2 separate regions of the Mus musculus genome follow, and region 2 is linked to region 1. A link is a loop called in an ENCODE intact Hi-C map of the cell type or tissue named here. Cell type or tissue: left cerebral cortex. All regions are shown on one strand. Each heading gives the region's core, and the rest is flanking DNA. Links, peaks and the distances in the headings are about the cores only.

Region 1 (2,905 bases), core at 308-2,807:
TCCATCCATCTTCATTTTCTGTGGCAAAAAGTTCCAAGAAGGAAAGAACACCAAGTCAGGCTTCTTGGGTAGGCTTTTTAGCATATTAGAAGCTAGAGAATACCTCCCAACATTTCCTAGTCATCACTGCGCAACAATAGGATACATCCAGATGTGAACTGGTGAGAGGCTTGAGGACCTCAGAACCCACACTGTGGAAAGAGAGTTCCACACAAGTCTGATGTGCGCATGTGCCATGGTATGCATACACTCAAACATACACACACACACAATATATGTATGTGTGTGTTATATATATGCAAAAATAAAATATGCAAACTGGTAGAAAATCTAATGTCTACTTCCCCTCCACCATAAGAGAAAAAAGAAATTCAGGAAATACTCCAGCACCCATGTTAGTGACCCAGATCCCCCTGAGTTCTTGCAAAATAACCTCGTTGTCTCTACACTTGGCACAAGGGTAGAGGACACACAGTGTTCCTGTGTGGCAAACAGGCACCTATCTCTTGCAGACTCCCGAATGTAAATCACAAGCTCTGTTTCCAGCTCTGGAGAAACCTCCAACCTCTTGGCTTTAAAATGAACCATTTATCCAAGTATGGTAAGTTTCTCAACCAAAATTGGCACCCTCCTCACCCAAAAGTCTCCCAGGGGGCCTTCAGGGGTCATCATTCCTAATGCAGTCTATCACGGAGGTACCACAAAACAGAACAAATACTTGTGGGCGCTAACCATCAGCTGCTAAGAAACAGGGATGTTTTTCTTGTTTCTCAAACAAAAAGAAAAGTCATTGTGTCCAGGGTTTCCTATTGTAGTCACTAATAATCAGGACAATGTGATGCAGGAGTGTTCTGGAATAACAGGCAAATCGCATTACAGGAACAGCATTACAGGAACACGAAATACACAAGCACTGGAGATTAGAGCAGTCAGCCAGGGAACCCAGCCTAGGATCATTTCACAAGAAAGCTACCTGGAGAGGGCCTGAAGTCCCCGGGACATCCCCAGAGCAGCGGAGTCTCTCTGACTCAGAGTAGAAGGCACTCTCCTGGTTACAGAGTCCAGGGCATTTTCCACTGCACCCCAAACCTACAAAAAGAGACAGAAAGGCCCTTCTCCCCTCTCTTGGCTTTTCCTTATTTCCTTAAAGTTCCCTGATAGCATTTAGGCAGAAAGGAGAGAGGATGAGAAAAAAAAACATGAAGCCAGAGTAAACGAGAGGTAAAACAAACAGTGGGGAACCCCAACACAAGCGATGGGAAGTCCCTTTCTAGAGTCTGGGCTCCTGCACGGTGCTCTATGATAGTGTGTGCGCGGTAAACGGAGATCCTACCCCCACAAAACACAGAAAATCCCCAATTTGCTGCCTCCAGATCTGGCGTCCCTTCCCGATGGCAGAACCCCAAAGCACAGAGGCACCTCCCCGCACACACCCAGCTCTCCCGGAACCCGGTCCCCAGAGTAAGAGAGCGGCGGCTACGCCGGGGCCCGGGTGGCGAATCCCCGCGTAAGCAGAGCAGGGCTCCGGCTAGGGGAGCAGCTGGGTCCGCGCGTCCCAGCGTCCCCCCACGTCCTCCGAGTCCCCGGTCGCCCCCGCGCCGTCCCCCGCGGCCCACCACCTTACCCAGAGTGGATCGGAGCCATCAGCGCTGCAGAAGCTGCGCAGCGCCATGCGGGCGGCCGGCTGAGCGAGGAGGCGCAGCGCCGCGCGGTTGGCCCGCGTCACCGGGATGCAGCCCCGCCCCACCCCGCCCCGCCCCGCGCGTGGGAGCGAGCACGGCCACGAGTTGCCCTGGCCTGGGCCTGCAGGCCTCGTCTGCAGCTCCCACTCACTGGCGGCTCCTAAAGCCGACACGGCCCGGAAGAACCCCGCACTGGGCCCTCCACACCTGGGCTTCATCCCAGGTGACCCTAACTGTACCGCTGGCCCCCCGCTGCGGGAGAACGCTCGGTGCTTGCGTGATTTTAGGGCTTTTTCCTTCAGTTGCACCTGGAGGGATATGGATGTGAGCTCCCAAGAAAGGAAAGAGAACAGATAAGGAAACTGAGGCTCAGAAAGGTGAGGAAATTCGCTCAGAGTCCCTCAACGAGTAGAAGTGTAGTTCGTTTGAATCAGGAGCCCTATGAATCCATTCTAAACACTGAGATCTCCATCCTGAACACCAGTTTGCCACCCCTCCTCCATGGTCTGCAAAGCACCCTGGGAATTTCTCCCATTCTGAGTGCAGCCAGGAAATAACTCATTTCCTTATTACTTGGTATGAGGAATTTGGGGACAGGGTTTCATATAATAACTAAATCTGGCCTCTAAAGCACTATGTAGTAGAGGATGAATGACCCTGAACTTGTGAGCCCCTCTGCCTCCATTTTTTTTTTTTTTTTTTTTAAGACAGACTGAAGTTTCTCTATGAAGCCCCTGGCTGTCCTGGAACTCAATTTGTAAACCAGGCTGGCCTCGAACTCAGAGATCTGCCTGCCTCTGTCTCCCAAGCTCTGGGATTAAAGGTGTGCATCACCTTTCCTCCACTTCTTATTACCCCAGCCACCTGGGGCGCTGACAACAAAACCCAGGCTTCCTCCTAGGTTTTGTTGTCAGCAGGAACCACTCCACCAGCTGAGCTATGTATACCCCTGAAAAAATATTTTAATTTAAAAAGTAATAAAGAAAATGAGTAAGATAAACAATTTTTGAAGGTCAACCACAAGTCAGGTCCCCCTCAGTATGAATAAGAGTTTGGTGGTGGTGGTGGTGGTGGTGGTGGTGGTGGTGGAGGTGGTGGTTGTAGTAACAGCATTTACTTCTATGTGTGTATGTGTGTGGGTGTGTATATAAACTTGTGCTTGTGGAGGTCAGGACAGCCTGGGAGAGTTGTTTTTTGTGGAACTTTGTGGATTCCAGGGAGCT
Region 2 (2,905 bases), core at 96-2,595, 89 kb before region 1:
GGAAGGGAGGGAGGGAGGGAGAAGAAGGGGGAAGAAGGGGGAAGGGAAGAAAAGGAAGAAAGAAAAGGAAGGAAGGAAGGAAGGAAGGAGGGAGGGAGGGAGGGAGGGAGGGAGGGAGGGAGGGAGGGAAGGAGGGAGAGAGGGAGAGAGGGAGAGAGAGCGAGAGAAAGAGAGAAAGAGAGAGGGGGGGGAGGGTGAAGTGAAGTACAGTAACAGAAGACTGCCCACAATCCATCACTTGAGCTAAGAGATAAGGACAATTCTGCCTGAGAACAAATAGACCAGACTTAGGGCAGACCTTTGCAACCACAAGGACATGAACATGTGGAAGAAAACTCATTCCAACCAGATAGGAAGGCTAGCAAGAATGCAGGCCATCACACAGGCAAAAAATAAGACGTAGCCCCTCCTCCTCAGACACAGCCTCACTATGTCTCCAGCACACACTACTTAAACTCAGAGCCCTCCGTCAGCCTCCCAGCTGCTGGGATTGCAGAACTGTAGCTTTTCTTTCGGAACACTAGAGAGCAGAACAATAATTAGCAACAGTCAACAAGCAGAAGCAATCCCTGCCCCCACCTCCCTAGATGAGCAAGCTCTAAGTATACACTGCAGTACAATGACAAATTGCGCAGCCTTGGAAGGAGGTATGGCTGCAATGCAGACAAGCCTTGAGAATGTAAGGTTTGACTCAGCCAGAAAACATGAACTTTTCATAGTGCAGGCATGAAAAGATCAGAGAAGACTGGATATGAGTCCAGGAGTGCCTGCCAAGGGATGCGGACTCTTGGTTTTCCTTTGAAGTGACCAGAATGTTCTAAAGTTAATCACTGTGGCTACAAGACAGGATGTTAACAAACACCAGTTGACACAAATCCAATGGGGACATAAGGTTGGTACTGAATTACAGTTCAATAAAGCTTTTTTTCTTAAACTCCCAGTAATCTACCTGCCTTCGCCTCAAGTGCTGTGATTAGAGGTTGTAATCCTGGCATCTTAATATGACATCTATTAAAAACCACTATGATATGCAAGGCATAGTGGAATATGTCTTTAATCCTACCACTTTGAAGGTGGTTTGTTTCATTTTGTTTTGTTTTAATTTAAGGTCCACCTGATCTACAGGGGAAGTTCCAAGCCATCCAAGACTACAAAGTGAGACCCTTCCTCAACCTCCAGCAGTCCTGTCCCCTACTGGGGAGGAAAAAACTTCAAGGAGCCACTGGTAATACCCTAATGCTGCCATGGAAATGAGTCCCAATCCCCTAACAAGAGACCAAACGTGAGACCTGCCCTGCGGCCAGCCACTTTGTGTCCTTAGACAGATGTTTCTTCTCTGACATTCAAGGATTCAAGAGTTTCCCCACTTGGCCACTTGGTGGCTTGGTGGTTAAGAGTACTTGCTGATCTTGCCGAGGCCCAGGATTTGATTCTCAGCACCTACACGTCAGCTCACAACTGTCTATGACCAGAGGATCTGACTCCCTCTGGTCTCCGCAGGCAACTGCACAGTCTATTCATATTCACACACACATACATACACTTAAAACAAAAAATAAGTAGGAAGAGTTCCCTACTAAATTTAGAATGAAATTCAAACCGACTCCTTCAAGGCCCTACTGGGTGAGCCCCTCACTGTCTCACTTCCTATCTCCTACCCTGATTCAGTAGCTACCACTGTAGCCTCCTGTTCATTTCTTAAAACAAGCTGGTCCTGAAGCCTTTGCGTGTGCCTACAGCGTCTCTGGGTTGCCTCCTCCCCATGCCTAGCATCTCCTTAGGCTCCCAATGCCTATGCTGAATCCGTGGTCTGATGAATCCTTCTGCTTCTACATTTTAAGGTCAACCCGGGGGGGAGGGGGTGTCATGTTATTTTGTCACCAAACCTAAACTGTGTGTTTCCCCTTATAAATGCCATATAAAGACCTCACCCCCAGAGACTATTACAATGTCTGAGACGGGATCTTCAGAAAGATTACTAAACCCAAGATGCGTCACACTTCAGCCAGGCAGCACAACTCCCACTTCACTCCTTTCTCCACAAAAACGTGGCTGTGAGCCAGGCATGGTGGTGCATGCCTATAATCCCAGCTCTGGCAGGAAGATCGGATGGATGGAGAAGTGAGAGATGTGAAGATAAACAGAGAGGCCTGAGCACAGCACAGCCCACACTCTATAGCCAACTCCCAGGCTCAAAGCTCTGACATAGGAATTGCTTTCAATAGAGGGTATACAATATGGGCTAAGGAAGCATAAGTACTTCATATACAGTAGGTGTTCCATACATGCTCACATGGCCAGGTGAGTGGCCAGCAAACAGCTTTTTCTTAGTGACACCAAGCTCACAGGCCAGTCTTGAGACTGTAGGCTGCTATTTGCAGGATCTCCATTCATTGACTTTGATGAGAGTTTTACTTCTGGGAAACTGTACAATGGGAGTGGCCCTGTAGCTCCATCTGAGGGCCATCTACCTGAGATCTGTCTGGGGACATGTGGGAAAACAGACAGGTCCCAGAGAGGTAATAGCTAGGTGGGAAGCTGTCAAACAAGTTTCAGACATTTTACAATAGCTGTAACTAAAGCAGGATGCCCAGATCAAAGGGGCATCCCTGTGGGCTGCAAAGCAGACGCTGGCTGGCATCATCTCCGTGCATGTCAACTGAAGCTACTGCTCCCAAGACACAGGTAACCAGAGGGTCCTCTGAGAAAGCCTGTGTGACTAATAGAATAAGAGGCTACCTGAGAAGGCTGCATAATGGTCCCTAACTCACCAGCCACTGACGGAGGGACCCAGGCTGCTGGAGCCCGGCATTTGCTTCCTAAGTCCCCCAGCAACAAGGTCTGCAGGGACAGATTCAACTAGCACCTAAAATTCAGGCCAACAGCAGAACCCCAGGACAGTAGG

Evidence for each region. Peaks named below come from ENCODE experiments on the same cell type or tissue, not always from the same donor. Only the 100,000 strongest peaks of a DNase experiment are listed, where the experiment ranks them.
Region 2: a loop joins it to region 1, with 4 times the contacts of the local background. A loop is called at or near these places in 2 of 42 quality-filtered maps.

The regions. Positions count from the first base shown.
Region 1 is chr16:14,360,363-14,363,267 of GRCm38, reverse strand. It overlaps Abcc1 (ATP-binding cassette, sub-family C (CFTR/MRP), member 1), which reads right to left and starts at 1,710. Exons shown (of 31, transcript NM_008576.3): 1 at 1,625-1,710. The coding sequence starts at 1,672. In left cerebral cortex, for the core only: a CTCF peak has its summit at 1,678; DNase peaks (open chromatin) are centred at 1,040, 1,566 and 2,158; H3K4me3 peaks cover 1,787 bases; H3K27ac peaks cover 1,420 bases.
Region 2 is chr16:14,449,230-14,452,134 of GRCm38, reverse strand. All of the region lies in intron 19 of Abcc1 (ATP-binding cassette, sub-family C (CFTR/MRP), member 1), which reads right to left. Among named protein-coding and RNA genes, the nearest start is that of Abcc1, 89 kb to the right of the region's middle. In left cerebral cortex, for the core only: a CTCF peak has its summit at 1,359; DNase peaks (open chromatin) are centred at 563, 1,779 and 2,069.